Linked DNA regions of Homo sapiens: region 2 is linked to region 1. Evidence: chromatin loops called from intact Hi-C (ENCODE). Cell type or tissue: chondrocyte. All regions are shown on one strand. Each heading gives the region's core, and the rest is flanking DNA. Links, peaks and the distances in the headings are about the cores only.

Region 1 (10,688 bases), core at 1,227-9,226:
GTCACTGCCCGTCACGTGGTCGTAGTCTGGCCCGGACAGGAAATCCCGCCCACAGGGCAGGAAGTCCCGCCCGCAAACGCTCCAGTCGCCGGCGTAGCGGTTGCTCGGGGGGCTTTCGGGGCCTCCTCGACCGCGGGGCCGAGTCACCACTTCGGGGTCTGCCAGCGGCAGGTGCAGAGGTGGCTGTCGTTTGGGTCGCAAGTAAGGCGCGACATCTGGAGATTGTCGGGGCAGGCGGGGATCTGAAGGGAGACAGGGTAGGTCATAGAAAGAGGCGACAGCCGACCTCTGATTGGCTGCTTAGGGAACTAGGCTCCTGATTGGCCTGTGGAAAGCGGCCTTCGACCCTTTCAGGTTTTCACTGGCAGAGCTAGGACTGGTTGCTTACGCAACTAGGCCTCTGATTGGCATGTCAAGAGGCAGGGCCTCTGACTGCATCAAAGATGGGTAGGGGCAGGTCTGTGGATCATGCCTGGATCATGCCTGTAATCCCAGCACTTTGGGAGGCCTGAGGCAGGCGGATCACTTGAGGTCAGGAGTTCAAGACCAGCCTGGCCAACACCGTGAAGCCCCATCTCCACTAAAAATACAAAAATTAGCTAGGATTGGTAGTGCATGCCTGTAATCCCAGCACTTTGAGAGGCCTGAAATGGGTGGATCACTTGAGGTCAGGAGTTCAAGACCAGCCTGGCCAACACAGTGAAACCCTGCTCTACTTAAAATATAAAAATTAGCCAGGACTGGTGGTGCGTGCCTATAATCCCAGCTACTCGGGAGGCTGAGGTGGGAGAATCCCTTGAACCTGGGAGGCAGAGGTTGCAGTGAGCTGAGATCATGCCACCACACCCCAGCCTGGGCTAGAGAGCAAGACTCCATCTCAAAAAAAATAAAAAATAAAAATAAAAAGATGAATCAGCTCTGTGGGGCAAGGTGATTTGGTTTATAATCCCAGTACTTTGGGAGGCTGAGGCGGAAGGATGGCTTGAGATCATGCGTTTGAGACCAGCTTGGGCAATATAGAGAAACCCTGTCTTTACAAAAAAATGAAAATAAAAAAAGACAAAACAGACAGATTGGTTGGATCTGAACTGGTTGCTGAGGCAACCAGGTACCAGTTTACTCCATGAGGGGGCGTAGCTTCAAGCCTAAGACACTGATTGGTCCCTTAAGGTGGCATCACTGTAGCAGCCTGGCTCAGATTGGTGGTGCAGGCCCTGGGCATGAACTCACCTGGCCAAGACTGCAGCAGGTAGTGCAGCACCTCGATGTGGTGCTTGAAGTCCACTGCACTGGCAAGGCCTGGGCCGGAGCTGCGGGCACGAGGCCTTGTGGGCGCCTGGCGTGCCGGCAGCAGCACAGGCCCGAAGCACACGGCCAAGTTCTGTGGGGTCATGCGGTTGTAGGCATGGAAGGAGGAGACGAGGCGCAGGTGGTCCAGGAGAAGCGTCAGCGTGGCCTGGGAGAGGGTTGAGAGGATGTAAGTCAGACAAAGTCAGGCCCCTGTGGCACCTACCTGCAAGAGACTAAGGTGGCTAGAGTAGGGAAGCAGGTTCACAGTCTCATAGCTGGGATGTGGTCGGGTTAAGACTATTAATCATTAGATGTTAGTATTATGAGCCTATTTTGTTGGAGGGAAGACTGAAGCCAAAGGCAACTAAGCATTGGAAAAGCAGAGCTGCCATGAATCTCATTTTACAGATGAAGATATTGAAGCACAGAGAGGGATGGGACTTGTCTAGGTTCCCTCAGCCAGGAACCTCCCTTGTAGGTTGAAAGATCAGCGTTCAGCCTGCATTTTTGACACATCCTGGCTGTGTGACCTTGGGCAACTGTCACCTGCTTTGGGCCTCAGTTTCCAAATCTATGAAGTGGGATGCTAATAGCACCTATTTCTTGGGGATATGATGATGCTGCCAGCTCATGCCCATCTCAGGCCCAGGCATGGGTGAAACATTCTATTGGTATCAGCCCACTCTCAAGTCCCATCACTCCCACCAGGCCCAACTCACCCTTTCCACATCTGGCAGGCAGCTGAGGAGCCCTCGGGTGCCCTCAGTGGTGGGGGGAACTCTGTTTGGGGGGTCCCGGGCCATGGCCTCCAGTACCACCTTATACAGGGGCTGGGTGATGAGTGGGGTGGGCAACTCTCGAAGATAATCCTTGAGGATGCCTGTGAACACAGGGTCCCCTCTGGTCAGGGCACCACTGGCTTCTAAGGCTAAGGAGGGCACAGCTAAGGGGGAAGAGGAGGTGGGTGAAAGCAAGGTCAGATAGGAGGACTGAGGTCCCAGAGGAGCCCCAAGGCCTTGAAGTGAGGCATTGAATGGGGGTGAGCAGGCAGGGGAGAGGGGGCCATGCTGACCAGTGATGACATTGATATCGGGGTACAGGTCCTCAGATAGGCAGACCGCTGCACTGTCCCGCTCAAAGGCATCCCGAAGCTCTTTCTTCACTGCCGCTGAGCCACAAAGACGGTACAGTCCCACTACCTGGGGGTGGGAAGAGAGAGTGAATGTCTTCTTGCCGGGGCCACAGACTAATCAGGGCCCAGTGGGGTGAGCACTGGAATTCTGGGCCAGGCAGCAATGGGCATTGTGGGCTGGGAGGTTGGAACTACCTTGACAACCTGGCCTTGTAAACCCTCTGCTTGGACTACTTGTCTTGGCTGCCATCTCCTTTGACTTAGGAAACTGACACTTCTTTGAGGAGGCTTTCCATGACTACCCCAGGTTTTGTTTTAAGCTCTCCCAGACCCTAGGTACACCCCACCCCAACTCCAGTCCCAGTTATAGTTTTACATTTGTGAATGACTAGAGTCGTATCTTTTCCCCCATCAGACTCTGAGCCCCAGGAGGGCTTGGATCCTGTTTTTAAATCAATGGATGACCCATGGGTTCTGCCCAGGGTGCTACAGTCAAGGGGGCGCCTTCTGCCCTTGTCTAGGTTGGGATTGGAGCTAGGAGTGGCTCAGGCCTGGGGGTAGGGGTCTGGCATCTGTACATAGGGTGTCCTGAAGAGTGGTCTGAGGTCTGGGGGCCAGAGGGTTGGGGTGGGGTGGGTGCTCACCCGCAGCCCTCGGCGCTCGATCTGCCCAACGCACTTCTGGATGATGAGGGGCACCTGGCCGGGGGGCCGCTCCCGCTCCACCAGCAGTGGCAGGGGCAGCCCAAAGACGCGGGGCTCAGCTGTGGCAGGGGCTTCCTGCTGCTCCGACAGGGTCAGCTTGGCATACAGCAGCCCCTGAGGCTCCAGGCGCACGGCCAGCTGTTGGGCCTGGCACCCTGAGGACACAAGGGGGCCTGAGCCGGGTGTGCTCTGAAGCTTCATGTACCCTGGCCTCGCTGCTCCAGGCCACACCTTCCGCCCGGAGCCCAGCCCCCTAGGCACTCTGCGGGGGGTGGCGGTGGGGTTTGGGGGTCCCTGCCCCTCCTCCCCTGCAGCCGCATGTCCTACCTCGGAAGACCGTGGGCAGCAGCACGGTGCCCTGGGCACAGGGCCGGTGCCTTCTCACGCCAGGGTCCCACGCAAGCACCAGGGCGCGCAGGAGCCTGGCGGCCTCCAGCTCCAGGTGGAAGGTGTGGTCCAGCCGCAGGAAGTCCGGCCCCCCTCGCAGTGGCCCTGTTCGGGCCCTGGCCTCCCCATCCACTTGCAGTAGGCAGCAGAGGTCCCTGGGGGTGGCCCCCGGCGCTGGCCGCAGCCCCCCGAGACCGTACAGGTGCAGGCTGAGGCGGCCCCAGAGTGCGGCCGGGGGTGCCCGGGCTGCGGGACCCACCTCGTAGGGCCGGAAGGAGGTGGGTGATGGGGGCCCAGCTGGGCGCTCCGGTGAGTCCCCGTCGCTGAGGTAACCGGCCCTCGGGCTCCGGGTGCCCCCAGGCCCTGCTGCCGGCCCGGGGCCCCCCACGCTGCTGTCCAGGTGGTAGCGGCTGATGACGGAGCCCGCAGGGGCAGCCCTCTCGCGCTCCCTGCCAGCCCGGGGGCCTCGCAGGCTCAGGCGGCGCCGCAGTTCCGGCAGCTTCTTCATCTTTATGGAGAGGCGCCTGGCGGGGCCCGGGGACTTGGTGCGGGAGGCTTTGGTTGGGGGGCTGGCGGGGGCTGCACCTGTGTGGAGAGCAGACTTCAGGGTCCAGGAACCTGGGCTTAGGGGAGGGGGGTGAGGCTGGTGCTCCCCTGAAGGGAAGGAGTGTGAGGCTGGTGTTCCCCTGGCGGGGAGGAGGGTGTGAGGCTGATGCTCCTCTGGGAGCATCTGACGGGGTGGGGATGTGAGGCTGGTGCTCCCCTGAAGGGAAGGAGTGTGAGGTTGGTGCTCCTCTGGGAGGAGGGAGTGTGAGGCTGGTGCTACCCTGAAGGGAAGGGATGTGGAGCTGGTGCTCACCTTGGGGAAGGGGATGGGAAGCTTGTTCTTACCTTGGGGGGCCAGGCCCTCTGACTCAGCTGAGCCAGGCTGTGGCCCCGGGGGCTCAGGTGCTGGAGGTCTGGGGTCTTCCTCAGGGATGGGGTTGTACCAGATCTCGCCGGCGGGCTCCCCAGTGCCAGGTACCCCAGGCCCTAAAGAGGTGTCCTCAGCTGGCTTGGCCCCACCCAGCACCCATCGGCGGCTACTGGGCTCCAGGCTTTGCAGGTAGGCTCCCCGTGCAGGGCTCCTTGATGCCTCGGGGCTGGAGGGCCCCTCTGCTCCGGCCTGGGACCCTTCGGGAGCCTGGGGCTCTGGCTCTGGAGGGCTGGGCTCTGGGCGCTGGGCTGGGTGGCCTGGCAGAGAGCAAGGGGAGTGAGACCCACCCAGCCCCTCACTGCCTGCAGAGCAGCCCTGTGCAATTGATCAGTGGGTGGGATGCTGTGTACGGCCCTGGCCGGCCCCTGATAAGTCATGGTTCCTTGGATCCTGCTGTTTTGTTTGGAATAGGCAGCCACAGGCTAGCGATCTCAGTTATCAGCTTAGAGCACCCCCTACTCAGTCCCTGGCATCCCAAAAGGGGACTCCATCCCTGCAGCCTCAGGGTTCTAAGTCAGGCTTCCTGGGGCCCGTAGGTACTGCGTTCCAGTCTCCACTTCCTCTACCCTCTCAATAACCGTGGCATGGAGCTTTGCACCTGCGTGGCCTTGGGCAAGTCGCTTCCCTCTCTGAGGCTCAGTATCCTCCTGTGAAATGGGGGGATGTGATTTCCATGTCCAGGGAGGCTTCCAGGAGCCTTTTGGAAAAGTATACAGCCCACAGCAGGCACTACGTGCTCAGGAGTGAGGAGCTGGGTTTTCTATTCCCTGCAGCACAGTCACTCCCAGTCCCCTGCCCCTTTTACCCTCCCTCCTGTCTTCCAAACTCTGTCGCCATCCTGGGATGGGCCCTTGTCCCTCAGCCCAGGCCAGACCCCCCACGCTCAATGCTTTGGGACTTCCCCTTCCCTCCCTCCTCTCCTGTCTCATGTCCTGGGCTGTTTCCTGTGTGTGTTTGTGTTTGGGCATCTCTGTCCCTTCTCCCTTCCCTGGGAACATTGGGAATCTTTGGGAAGGCCTGGGGGGAAGGGGTACGTCCATGGAATGGTCTGGCCTTCCTCCTTTAACTCCTTCCTTCCTGGGTCCCCCTATCCCACGCAGCTGTTTCTCTAAGGTTTTTACTTGCTACCCTGCTGAACTCCTCCTCTGGCCACCTCTGATGTCCACCCTCTAGGGTCTCTGTTTGTAGCATAGTCCAAAGAGCTGTTTAAGTCGATGGCCCTGGGCACATGACCCAATTGCTCCGTGCCTCAGTTTCCCCATCTGTATAAAAGGGACAGTTTCCTGGGGCTAAGGCAGGCGCAGTTGCCGTCACTGTTAGTAGGTGGGAGGCGGAGGGGGCAGCTACTCTGATTGACGGGCCGCCCCTCTCTTTCCTTTGCAGGAGTACGCCTCCCATCTCCCATCCTGCGCCTCCAGGGCTCCCGATGCCCCTTGCCCAGCCCGACTGGGCCCCAGTGTCCCGGCCTCCCAGCCCCTCCTCCCCTCCACCCTCCAGGCCCTCAGTCGCGGCCCCATTTCCTGTCGTGGGCGAGGCCCCCTCCCGGGCCTCCCAAGGAGCCCGCAGCGCTGGCATCCCCGGCCAGCAGCACATAACGGTCCGCGCCCCCCTCCCTCCCAGCCCCTTCCTTCCAGGACCCCTACCCTCCCCTGGCTGGAGGCACCCCAGTCTGCAGCGGGGTGCGGGGGGCTCCCCCTGATCCCCCCCACCGTCTGTCCTCGGGGCCCTGGGACCCCGCTCCCAGGCCGGGTGGGGCTCGGCGCCCCCTGTTCCCCACCGATCTCCGCTTACCGCGCTCCTTGGCGTCCGACTTTTTCCGGGGAAGTTTCTCCCGGCCCCGCAGGCGGGAGAAGGTTTTCCTGAGTAGCGGCTCGGCCATGCTGCGGCCCGGGCCGGGCCGAGCCGAGTGCGCGCCCCGGGCTCCGGCCGCGCCGCCCCGCGCCCTCCCCGCCCCGCCCGGGCCTCCCCGCCCGCCCCCCGCCCCGCGCCAGCAGGAAGCACATTCCGGGAATGCTTGGCCCAAACTTTTTTTTTTTTTCCCCTTTCCCGCGGCCCGAGCGGGCGATGCTGGGAGATGTAGTTGCCTGGGGCCGGGAGGGGTTGGAATGGGGGCTCCGGGTGCCCGGATCCGCTCCAGCTTCGATGGGACGTGACGATCGTGGCGCAGGCCCGATCCCTTGTCTTCCACCTCACCCACCCTCCCTGGATGGGACTCTGGGTGATGGCATCCAGGAAGTTCTCTTGGGTCTGTCTCCAAATCGCAGCCTCCACGTATCCTCTCTCTCCTTGCCAGGTACTGCTTCAACCTGGTGCAAGCCGTAGTGTCATTCGTTTCAATGACCGTCCCCACTACCCACCCCACCCCAAGCTTCTTCCTTGGTCTCCCCATGCCACTCTTTCCCCACTCAATTCTCTCACCTCCAAATTCCAATTACTACTGCTGTTTGACAAACCATCCCCAAACGTAATGATGTAAAACAACCATGTCGTGATTGTGAAAGGAAAATAAATCTTGAGACCTCCAAATCACTGAGCCAAAAGGAAGAAGTCAAACTGGTAACTGTGTAGGACAAACCTGCCTCCCATTCTATTCCTAAGTAAGATAGCTACAAGGTTAAAAAAGCTAGCTGGGCGCGGTGGCTCACTCCTGTAATCCTAGCACTTTGGGAGGCTGAGGCGACGGATCACTTGAGGTCAGGAGTTCGAAACCAGGCTGGCCAACATGGTGAAACTCCATCTCTACTAAAAATATGAAAAAGAAAAAAAATTGGCCAGGCATGGTGGGTGGGCACTGGTAATCCCAGCTATTTGGGAGGCTGAGGCAGGAAAATTGCTTGAACACGGGAGGTGGAGGTTGCAGTGAATCAAAATTGCACCACTGCACTCTAGCCTGGTCATCAGAGCAAGATGCCGTCTAAAAAAAAAGAAGAAAAGAAAAGAAAAAAAAAGCTACATACCTCCCCCACAATTTGCCTACAAGGAAATTCCTTATGGATGAAGGACAGGCAGAACTCAAAATTGTCCCTCTGCTCACATGAGACAAACACATATCTGATCGCTTCCTTACCTATTTGTTTCACTAAGCCAGACTAAGGCATAAGTGACTATCTCTGTAAATTGCATATTCAGAAAGGCTAGTCAGAAACTCGAAAGAATGCAATTGTTTCTCTCTTATCCACCTATAACCTGGAAGCCTTCTCCCTACTTTTGAGTTGTCCTGCCTTCCCAGACCAAACCCATGTGCATCTTACATATATTGATTGCTGTCTCATGTCTCCCTAAAATATATAAAACTAGACCAAGGTGGAGTGCAGTGGTACCACCACAGCTCACTGCAGTCTCAGCCTCTTGGGCTCAAGTGATGCTCCTGCCTCAGCCTCCCGAGCAAGTGGGACTATAGGCATGTGTCACCATACCTGGCTAATTTCCCTACTTTTTGTAGAGATAGAGTCTCATCATGTTGCCCAGACTGGTCTCAAACTCCTGGGCTCGGCTGGGTGCGGTGGCTCACGCCTCTAATCCCAGCACTGTGGGAGGCCAAGGCGGGCGGATCACCTGAGGTTGGGAGTTCGAGACCAGCCTGACCAACATGGGGAAACCCCTTCTCTACTAAAAACACAAAATTAGCTGGGGGTGGTGGTGCATGCCTATAATCCCAGCTACTCGGGAGGCTGAGGCAGGAGAATCTCTTGAACCCGGGAGGCGGAGGTTGCAGGGAGCCAATATTGTGTCACTGCATTCCAGCCTGGGCAACAAGAGTGAAACTCCGTCTCAAAAAAACAAAACAAAAAAACAAAACAAAACAAAAAACCCTCCTGGTCTCAAGTGATCTGCCCGCCTTGGCCTACCAAGTAGCTAGGATTACAGACCTGAATCAAGGTAGTGGCCCTGACTACCCTAGTTTATGTTGTCAGGAGCTTCTAAGTCTGTGTCACAGGCATGTCCATAACCTTGGCAAAATAAGCTTTCTAAATTTATTGAGACTTATCTGAGATACCTTTTGGTTTACATGATGCTCACAGATGCTGTGGTTCAGTTTGGACAGGGGAGACTTAGGCTAGAGGGTGACTAAAAAATGGCAGGGTCCTGAGTCATCTGGAGGTGTCTTCACTCAGAGGTCTTGCAACTGACGCCAGCTGTTGCTGGGGCTGTGGACCAGGGTAGCTACACAGGCCTCTCCGTGTGGTTCGGGTTTCCTTCCAGCATGGTGGTCTTGGGGTAGTCAGACTTCTTAGACAGCCACCCAGCCCTCTAAAAGTGAACAAGGAAGAAGTTGCATCTCTTCTGACCCAGCCTTGAGTGTCATGCTGTGTCACTTCTGCCACCAGATTCAAGGAAAGGGGGCACAGATTATACCTCTCTACATGGGAGGCATGTCAAGGTGACATTGTACAAGTGGATGTAGGGTGGGAGATATTGTGGCCATCTGGGAAAATATAACCTGTCTTAGCCCTACATTTCATTCTCCATATATTACCCACAGTGGACTTAAAACTGAAATCAGATTGTGGCACCATCCTGCTGAATAGTGTTCCTATGACTGCTCACCTCACCTAGAATAAAATTCAGATTCCCAGCATGGTCTCACAAGACTTCCAGCCTCATCTCTTTGGCTGTCCCATTCACTCACCATGGCCTCCTTTCTGGTTCTCCTTCATATCAAGCTATTTCTGCCTCAGGTCCTTTGCACACATGGTTCCTTCTGCCTGGGAAGCCCTGGTTCTTCTGAGGCCACCTCTCTCTCATCCTTTAGGTCCAATGGCACCTTCTAGGGAGACCCTTTCTGTCCACCACCTCTGTCTAGTCAGTATCACATTACTCAGTTTCCTTTCTTCTAACACTTGCCACAACTTGAATTTAACAGTCCCAGTGGTTTGTTCTAGTTTATCTGCCTCCTCGTCCAGACTGGGTCTCCACCAAGTGATCAAGTGATGCTTGTCTATGTTGTTCACTGCTGAATATTCAGGTAGGAGATCAGGTGTCAGGTGATGGAGGTCTGTATAGGAGGGGGTGTCCAAGAGGCCTGGACGAGGAGGCTGTGTGTGTTTGGTTTTAATGTGTCTTTGTGTGGTTCTCTGTGTTTATTGTACTTGGAGTTTGTTGAGCTTTGTGGATATGTAGATTCATGTCTTTCATCAATTCTGGGCTTCTGGGAAGTTTTTTGGCCATTATTTCATCAAATATTATTATTATTATTTTTTGAGATGGAGTCTCACTCTGTTGCCCAGGCTGGAGTGCAGAGGCATGGTCTTGGCTCACTGCAACCTCTGCTTTCTGGGTTCAAGTGATTCTCCTGCCTCAACCTCTCAAGTAGGTGGGGTTACAGGTGCCTGTCACCATGCCCAGCTAATTTTTGTATTTTTAGTAGAGATGGGTTTTCGTCATGTTGGCCAGGCCGGTCTCAAATTTCTGACCTTAAGTGATCTGCCCACCTTGGCCTCCCAAAGTGCTGGGATTATAGGCATGAACCACCATACCCAGCCTCATCAAATATTCTTTCTGCTCCTTTCACTTCTCTCCTTCTGGGACTCTCATTATGCATATATTGGTATACTCATTATACAACTGTTGATATACAGTTCTCCTAGGTGCTGTTCACTTTTCTTGGATATGTGTGTTTGGGGGGCATCAGTCTGTAAAAGGGTGGAGTGCACCCTCCTCCCTATGAGATCCCTGCGCAGATGTCTTTGAGGCAGCTATTGACAATGGGGAAAGAAGTCAGGGGTCAAGACAATACCTGTTTACAAGTTGAGGGTAGAGGCTGCAGGACTAAGGTCCCAATGGGGTATTTCAGAGTCTCAGAGGAGCTGGGGTCTGACATGGGAGTGAGAGCAACCCTTAGCCCCACCCATATGACACCCACATACCACATAAATATTTATTATTATTATTTTGTGTAAATCTTTTTGAGTTTTTGTACTTTTCCTGTTGTCTTTATTTGCCTGCATGTAGCCTATTTAATTCACCATTGGCTCTGATTCTTTCTTAGCAATCAGAAATTTCCATAAGTGAGAACAGATTATCTGCAAATTGTATGTAATGAAATGGTTATGAATTCTAAGTTTCATAATGATGTTTGTATGCTTATTCCTGTGGATTTTGCTAGTTGCTGTACAGATTTTAGAGCCTGTATGCGTACATTTTCTTTTCTTTTCTTTTATAGAGACATAGTCTTGCTTTGTTGCCCAGGCTGGAGTGC
Region 2 (8,000 bases), core at 1-8,000, 320 kb before region 1:
TTCACTATCTTTCCTGCCAGTGACTTTGACAAATGCTTACTGAGCTTTTACTGGGAGCCAGGCATCGTTCTAAGCACTTTACAAACATGAACTCATTTACATCCTCACAACAATCCTATAAGGCAGGTGTTATTATTTCTTCCACTTTACAGATGAGGAAACTGAGGCACAGAGTTTAATTAACCTGCCTGAGGTCACACAGCTGGAAAGGGTGAAACAGGGATTTAAAACCCAGGCAGCTGGGCCCCAGATTCTTTGCTGTTAATGACATCTTCTATCTTGAGAAGCATTGTTGTATAGAACTTTCTGAGATGATGGCTGGAAATATTCTCTAGATATCTGCACGTCTTACAGGGACACCATTGGTCATGTATGGCTGTTAAGAAGTTGAAATGAAGCTAGTGCCAGGCTAGTGGGGATCCTATTGGATAGTGCAGATCTAGAGTCTAGATTTTCTTTTTTTTCGAGATGGAGTCTCGCTCTTTTGCCCCGGCTGGAGCTCAGTGGCACAATCTTGGCTCACTGCAACCTCCGCCTCCGGGGTTCAAGTGATTCTCCTGCCTCAGCCTCCTGAGTAGCTGGGATTACAGGCGCTCATCACCACGCCCAGCTAACTTTTGTATTTTTAGTAGAGATGGGTTTTCACCATGTTGGCCAGGCTGGTCTCAAACTCCTGCCTTCCAGTGATCCGCCTGCCTCAGGCCCCCAAAGAGCTGGGATTACAGGCGTGAGCTACTGTGCCCAGCCTAGAGGCTAGATTTTTTCTGAGATGAAGTCTCACTCTGCCACCCAGGCTGGAATGCAGTGGTGCGATCTCAGTCACTGCAACCTCCAACTCCCAGGTTCCAGCGATTCTCCTGCTGAGTAGCTGGGATTACAGGCGTGCACCACCACGCCTGGCTAATTTTTGTATTTTTAGTAGAGACGGTTTCACCACGTTGGCCAGGCTGGTTTCAAACTCCTGACCTCAAGTGATCTGCCCGCTTCGGCCTCCCAAAGTGCTGGGATTACAGGCGTAAGCCACTGCACCCGGCCTAGAGTCTAGATTTTCAACCAATGTTTGCTTTATCCGGCAGACCTGATATGCTACTCCATTATCAAATGCTTGCTATGTACTAAGGTTTTTTAATTTTAATTTTTTATTTTTTTGAGACGGGGTCTTGCTGTGTTGCCCAAGCTGGTCTGGAACTCCTGGGCTCAAGCAATCCTCCTGCCTCAGCCTCCCAAAGTGCAGGGATTTAGAGGCCTGAGCCATCACGCCTGGCCCCTGTACTAAGATTTTAACGTGTTAAATCTCATTTATGCCTCAATGTAAGTCTGTACAACTAAGATTGCTGTGTTTCTGTTTTTTTTTGTTTGTTGGTTGGTTTGAGGCAGAGTCTCACTCTGTCGCCCAGGCTGGAGTGCAGTGGTGCCATCTCGGCTCACTGCAGCCTCCGCTGCCCAGGTTCAAGCGATTCTCCTGCCTCAGACTCCTGAGTAGCTGGGATTACAGGGCGTGCCACCACACCTGGCTAATTTTTAGTAGTGACGAGGTTTCACTATGTTAGCCAGGATGGTGTCTATCTCCTGACCTCGTGATCCGCCTGCCTCGTCCTCCCAAAGTGCTGGGATTACAGGTGTGAGCCACCGCACCGGCCATGTCCCTGTTTTAAGGATAAGGAAACCATAGGTCATCTTCTTTGCCACAGCCACACAGCTGTAGAGCTAGACTTCTGAGCAGCTTGTTTGGTGGTGTCTCTAGTGGAGGATGGCTTGGAAATCCATAAGTCCTATTTGGTGAAGGAGCCCAGGACTGGGCACTGCAAAGGGAGTGGACAAGTGAAGGGCCCAGTCTTGCACAGCCTGGCTTTGCACGAGCCTTTACAAGGCAGAGAACTTGGCTACAAAAAGTAGTTGGGCTCTGAGGAATGGAGAGTGTCTGAACAGGGGGTATCGCCCCTGGGACTGCTGGAGGCTGGGGCTTCCTTTGATACTATTCCTTCTTTTTTTTTTTTTTTTTGAGATGGAGTCTCGCTCTGTCTTGAGATGGAGTATCGCTCTGTCGCCCAGGCTGGAGTGCAGTGGCACGATCTCGGCTCACTACAAGCTCCACCTCCTGGGTTCACACCATTCTTCTGCCTCAGCCTCCCGAGTAGCTGGGACTACAGGTGCCTGCCACCACGCCCGGCTAATTTTTGTATTTTGTTTAGTAGAGACAGGGTTTCACCGTGTTAGCCAGCACGGTCTCGATCTCCTGACCTTGTGATCCGCCCGCCTCGGCCTCCCAAAGTGCTAGGATTACAGGTGTAAGCCACCACGCCTGGCCCTTTTTTTTTTTTTTTTTTTTAAAGATGGAGTCCTGCTCTGTCGCCCAAGCTGGAGTGCAGTGGCACGATCTTGGCTCACTGCAACCTCCGCCTCCCGGGTTAAAGCAATTCTCCTGCCTCAGCCTCCCAAGTAGCTGGGATTACAGGCGCCCACCACCATGCCCAGCTAATTTTTTTTGTATTTTTAGTAGAGATGGGGTTTCACCATGTTGTCCAGGCTGGTCTCAAACTCCTGACCTCAAGTGATCCACCCCTCTTGGCCTCCCAAAGTGCTGGGATTACAGGCGTTAGCCACCGCACCCGGCCCCTTCGGTACTATTCCTACTTGCAGCTGCTGGGGTCCTACCTAGATCTGTACTCTGGGCTCAGTCAGACCCACTCACAAGCCCACTTGAAGGGCATTCATGAGCCTGCAAAGGGGAGGGTGGGGCTATCAAAGCCCCCTCTCCTTGGAGGTTCAGAGAGGACAGGGGCTGGTTGAGGTGACACCTCAGGAAGGGGCAGAGTGGGGACTTGACCTCAGGCTTCTTGCTTCTGCTAAAGGCTGCTCCCCAGGCACTCAGCTCACCCACGTCTGGCTTGTAGTGTCTCAGGGGTGGCTGCGAGACAGAGCTGGCTCTGAGGATGGCTAGGGGTGCAGGAGGCACTGGGGTATAAGGAATCAGCCTACGGATGAGAGGAGCCAGGTTTGGCACTGCCCTGGCCTTGTCCTTGGGAGGGAGAGCTATGACCAGTCTTTCAGTGAATAACTGCGAGGCAGAGGGTTGGCGGTTAGGGAGTGATTGGGAAGATCTTGGAAGCCTTGCCTTAAGTAAGGATATGCAACATTAGGGCTAGGTCTGGGCACTGGCGCTGCAAGGCTGTCGTTAGAAGCCTGCCCCCTCTCCCTAAGTGGGCAGGAGGGGGCGGGTGCCAGGTTGGGGGCGGGGCAATGTTCCGATTCTAGCCCCACCCAACTGTCAAGGAACAGCTGGGGACAATCGGAGAGAGAAGCAGGCGGTGATTGAAATGTGTTGCCGGCCTTGTGGGGTTCCCTAGGTCTGCGGAACGGCACCGTCGGGGGACGGTTGGATAACAGGATGATACTGGAGGGATTCTTGTGGTTGGAGATCAGGTGTTTTCCAGGATCCCCGACTCGGAGATGGAGACTTTCCGGAAAGGGAATGGGGCAGGGTCCTAGGGCAGGTCCTAGCTCCGCCCGTCGGGGCTCTTAAGAGTTTTGACGTTGTTTAAGGGGGTCTGAGTGAGGCCGGAAGATTCCCATCCTAGGGATAGAGATGTCCGGGGACTGGGCTGGGGCGGCGGTTAGAGGCCGCTGGGCGCCCAGCGTGGGTGCATCCGCTAGCCAGGGCGCGCGACAAGCTTCCAGCAGCTGCAGCCGTCCGCCCTCAGGGCCCAGACGAACGGTTTCGCTCGTGGCACTCGGCGCTCGGCGCTCGGCACTCGGCAGGCCAACCTGGGCGCGCCCTGAGGGGCGGGGCGGAGCGGGTTTGGCGGCGGCGGCAGCGGCACTCGGCACTCGGCGCTCAGCTGCTCCCGCCTGGGGCGGCCGCCCCGCGTGCGCCGGAGCCAAGATGGCCGCCTCCACCGCCCAGTGCCGAGTGACAAAAGCGGAGAGCAAGGCGGCGGCGGGGCCGCGCGCGGGGGGCGCCCGGGAGCGCGCGCCCGCGGGGGCGCCCCCGCCCAGCCCCCCGAGCCCGGGCCCCGCGGCACCCCCCGCGCCGCCGCCGCCGCCCCCACCCCCGCCGCCGCCGCCACCACCACCGCCACCGCCACCGCCGCCGCGGGACGGGCCCAAGGCCGAGCCGGAGCCGGGGCCCGGGCCCGCGTCCGCTCCCGCGCCCGGTAAGAGCCCGCGCTTGGGAGGGTGTGGGGAGGGGAAGGTCGGAATCCCGCCTGCCGGTGCCGCCGCCCCCGACGCCTTCCGTCCAGTCTGCGGGACCCCCCCCTCCCCCAGGCCCTTTAGTTGTGTGGGCCCAGGGCCTTCTGTCGCCGCTCGCAGGGTCCCAGGCCTCAGAAACACTCCTCCGCCGCTCCTCGAGACCTTTGCCCCGTCTGACAGATGTCCCTTGCCCCCTTTGGAGCCCCGGGAGCGTCCCTTGCCACGGTTCCGGTCCGTCCGGTGCGGAAACTCACTTCAGCCCTGCCCCATCTGACAGACGCGCCCACCCGACCCGGAGACTTTGACAAAGTCCTCGGTGCCCCAGTCCTCAGCGCCTACTCTTTGCTTCTGCGAGACTCAAACTGAGCATAGAACCTACATGGCCCCCTGCCCCGTTACATCCCACTGAACGCCTCCAAGGCCCCATTTGGCACAGTTCCTTCATCCTTTGCTCTGAACTCTAAATTTGGAGTTCAACTGGCCTCCCAGGCCCCTTTGAACAACTAGACGTGAAAATTCACCCTTGGTTCCCTCTGCCACACACTCCTCACCCAGGGATGCTGCGGGCCTGATAGATGTCTCAGAAACTTAACACAAAGTTCTGTGATTCCAACTCTTTCTGTCCGAAGTCAGATAGCTGTAGGTGCAGACACCTTACCCCACTTAGGGCCCAGCTTGTGATCAGTAGGCCACCCCTGGTCCCCCATTGTCTCTGCAGCCCCAGCTGTCTTGTCTGGTGGAGATTCCTCACAAGTGCTGTGAAGCCACCTCCCTGTCCCTGGCTCCCTGGCTCCCTGCCTCTGTGTGGCCTCTCCAGCCTCCTGACCCTGGTGTTGTGTTGAATTCCCTCTCTGAGTGCCTCCCACCCTCACCCTCGAGACAGGCAGACGTTCCCCCTCACAAGTTCTGCCCAGAGAGATCTTTTCTTTGAGATCCCCTGGGATGGGAGTTTGGGCTCAGATTTGCATTAGACCCCAGACCTGTCCATGCTGTAGTGTGTGGAAGCAGCTGCTGGCGTCTGCTGTCAGTGGCAGCCTCAGTGTCCCTGCACTGGACTGGTGCTGGGGGTTATGGTGGAACCTCAGCTTTCCTGGGGTGAGTCGCTTCGCAGAGTGAGAGCGGACATCAAGGATAAGGAAGAAGGCCATCTTCTTAGTTCTGGGTATAGACAGCCTGAAATTTGTCTGGGCTGAGCCTGTCTCCCCAACCCACAGGCCTGGGTTCTGAGGAAAACGCAATGGTGGCCATGGACTTGGGCTCTCCCTCGCTCCCTAAGAAGAGCCTGCCTGTCCCTGGGGCCCTGGAGCAGGTGGCCAGTCGGCTGAGCAGCAAAGTGGCTGCAGAGGTTCCTCATGGCAGCAAACAGGAGCTGCAGGACCTCAAGGGTGAGTGGCCCAGGTGGCATGGCAGGGGATGCTGGCCAGGCTGGTTACACTCACAGGAGCACTCTCGTGCCTTGGGGTTAATGTGGGGCCCAAGGTTGCCCGCAGTTTTCCCTCTGGCACCTTGAGGCACCAAGGTTGGCACTCAGCTGTCTTCTCTCTTGAACTTCTACTGTCCTGGGCATGCGTGGCCCTGAGCTGCACCCTCACGGGGCGAGGGACAGCATCCAGAAGCAGTGGGTGTGGTGGTCCAGAGCTCATACTCAGACCCAGCTCATTTGCTGAATCTGGCCTTTGCTAGCTGTGCAGTCTCTCGCATGACACCATTTCTTCGTCTGTTGATCCTAAGGTTGTTATTGACTAGTGACGGGCCCTGGGGTGGACTCCAGGGAGGTGAGAGGAGCAAAATGAATTTGGCCCTTGCTCTTGAGGGCCATTCAAGTTGGGGAACGGGGAGACAGAGAAGCAGATAGGCAAGGATAAAGGCTCTGTGGAAGAGGGTGCAGGAGACTGCAAGGACCAGTGTTTCGGGCAGGAGTTGAGCCACAGAGGGTGGTTAGAACTTAGTTCAGTGAGGCATGTGGCTGTCAGGTCAGCGTTTGTGTGAACCTGTTGCCAGGGCACCCCGTAGGCCTGAAAGGTTGTGAAAGGTGTCCCACTGGCTGGATGACAGAAGGGCTCTATCTCCTGCTGTGTGCCCTTGGGCACAACTTTTCCCTCTCTGAGTCTCAGTTTCTAACCCTTATTGGCAAAGCAGCCAAGCTATTCTCTGCGTTGTTAGGGTCATTGTGAGGTTTGGGGGGCCTGACGGAGGCAAAACACTTCCATGGAGCCTGGGTGAGTGGGACTCTCAGGGGAGGAGAAGCGGGAGAGCTGGGCCGTGGGCCTCACAGCCTGCTCTCCCGGCCTCTGTGTTGCCCTTCAGCCCAGAGCCTGACCACCTGCGAGGTCTGCGGTGCCTGCTTTGAGACCCGAAAGGGCCTGTCCAGCCACGCGCGCTCCCACCTGCGGCAGCTGGGAGTGGCAGAGTCGGAAAGCAGCGGCGCACCCATCGACCTCCTCTACGAGCTTGTGAAGCAGAAGGGTCTGCCTGACGCCCACCTTGGGCTGCCCCCAGGCCTGGCTAAGAAGTCCAGCTCACTGAAGGAGGTGGTCGCCGGGGCCCCCCGGCCCGGCTTGCTCAGCCTGGCCAAGCCCTTGGATGCCCCTGCTGTCAACAAAGCCATCAAGTCGCCTCCCGGCTTCTCGGCCAAGGGCCTGGGCCACCCGCCCAGCTCTCCACTCCTCAAAAAGACACCACTGGCCCTGGCGGGCTCCCCTACCCCTAAGAATCCTGAGGACAAGAGCCCCCAGCTGTCCCTGAGCCCCCGGCCGGCCTCCCCAAAGGCACAGTGGCCTCAGTCTGAGGATGAGGGGCCCTTGAACCTCAGTGAGTGTGGGTCCCAAGAGCCGAGGGAGGTTCTGGCGCTGGGAGGGTCGGGACCTCAGGTTGGGCTGTAGCCCAGGGACAGGGCCCAGGGTGGGTGGGGGCGGTGGGGACTACAGCTCCCATGTCCTGGGCCAGCCAGGCCAGAGTATTGGTCAAGCCTCTGCATCTCCTTTTGGGCCGCCTTGGATGTGGATCGTGCCTCCCACTTTACTTTGCTGATCTTCCCCTGAAAGCCTCACTGCGGCTGATGAGCCTGCCAGGGTCATGCTCGCCACTGAGGGGCAGCTCTTGGCTTTCTCTGGGCCTGTGGGTAGGGGCGGTGAAGGTAACCAGGGTTCCTGTGGCCTAGCTTTCTCAGTGGTAGTTGGAAGCATCTTGGATAGACAGGGGATCACCTGATGGGAGGTGCCCACGATTGGTCCTGTCATCAAGTCTTCCTGGCTGTCCACCACGCAGAGGCAGCTCTCTGCGCCTGCCGGTGAAGCCCCACCTCCTGGGCTGCCTGTGGGCACGGCAGGCAGGGTTTGGGAAGAAACCCTCCAGGTGCAGTGAGCAGGTTTAACAAGGACGTCCCTTACAACATCAGGCTTTCCCATATCTTTGTGGACATTAGAGTCTGGGGGTGACCCCAGGGTCTCACCCCCTGCCCAATGGAGCCCCCCATTTGGCACCTTATGTTCCCTTGAAGTTGCTTCCACTGAGTCTGCCGTGCTTCCAGGGGCAGGGCCTTGAGCAGGTGTGCCCTTGGCTGCGTGAGCCCAGCAGCCACCATCGCCCCCAAATAGCTCCCATAGCAGGGATCCTAGGGGAGAGGGTCTGGGAGTATCTGATTACCTAGAATTTGGTCACTGCCTGTCTACCCAAAGTCCTTAAGCTCTCTACACTCCCCTCGATGCCAAAGGGCTAGGCAGGAAACAGGATGTCCTGCTTCCCAAACTTCAAAAGAAATCTGCGGCCTGAGTCTTGGACCCCCCAACTGCCTGAGCAGCCAAAAATCA

What was found. Peaks named below come from ENCODE experiments on the same cell type or tissue, not always from the same donor. Only the 100,000 strongest peaks of a DNase experiment are listed, where the experiment ranks them.
Region 2: a loop joins it to region 1, with 2.1 times the contacts of the local background. A loop is called at or near these places in 4 of 110 quality-filtered maps.

The regions. Positions count from the first base shown.
Region 1 is chr19:15,103,114-15,113,801 of GRCh38, reverse strand. SYDE1 (synapse defective Rho GTPase activating protein 1) reads right to left here and starts at 6,401. Exons shown (of 8, transcript NM_033025.6): 1 at 6,281-6,401; 2 at 4,405-4,746; 3 at 3,454-4,098; 4 at 3,067-3,281; 5 at 2,363-2,489; 6 at 2,010-2,170; 7 at 1,231-1,456; 8 at 1-242. The coding sequence starts at 6,368. RefSeq lists enhancers at 837-1,362, 1,363-1,890, 4,165-4,715. In chondrocyte, for the core only: no CTCF peak of the experiment used is centred there; DNase peaks (open chromatin) are centred at 1,331 and 4,607.
Region 2 is chr19:15,428,588-15,436,587 of GRCh38, reverse strand. It overlaps WIZ (WIZ zinc finger), which reads left to right. Exons shown (of 13, transcript NM_001371589.1): 6 at 5,406-5,576; 7 at 6,499-7,002. Among named protein-coding and RNA genes, the nearest start is that of AKAP8L, 14 kb to the right of the region's middle. RefSeq lists a silencer at 3,717-3,956 and an enhancer at 4,343-4,941. In chondrocyte, for the core only: a CTCF peak has its summit at 3,239 (motif pointing right); DNase peaks (open chromatin) are centred at 3,266, 3,767, 4,370, 5,549 and 1 weaker place.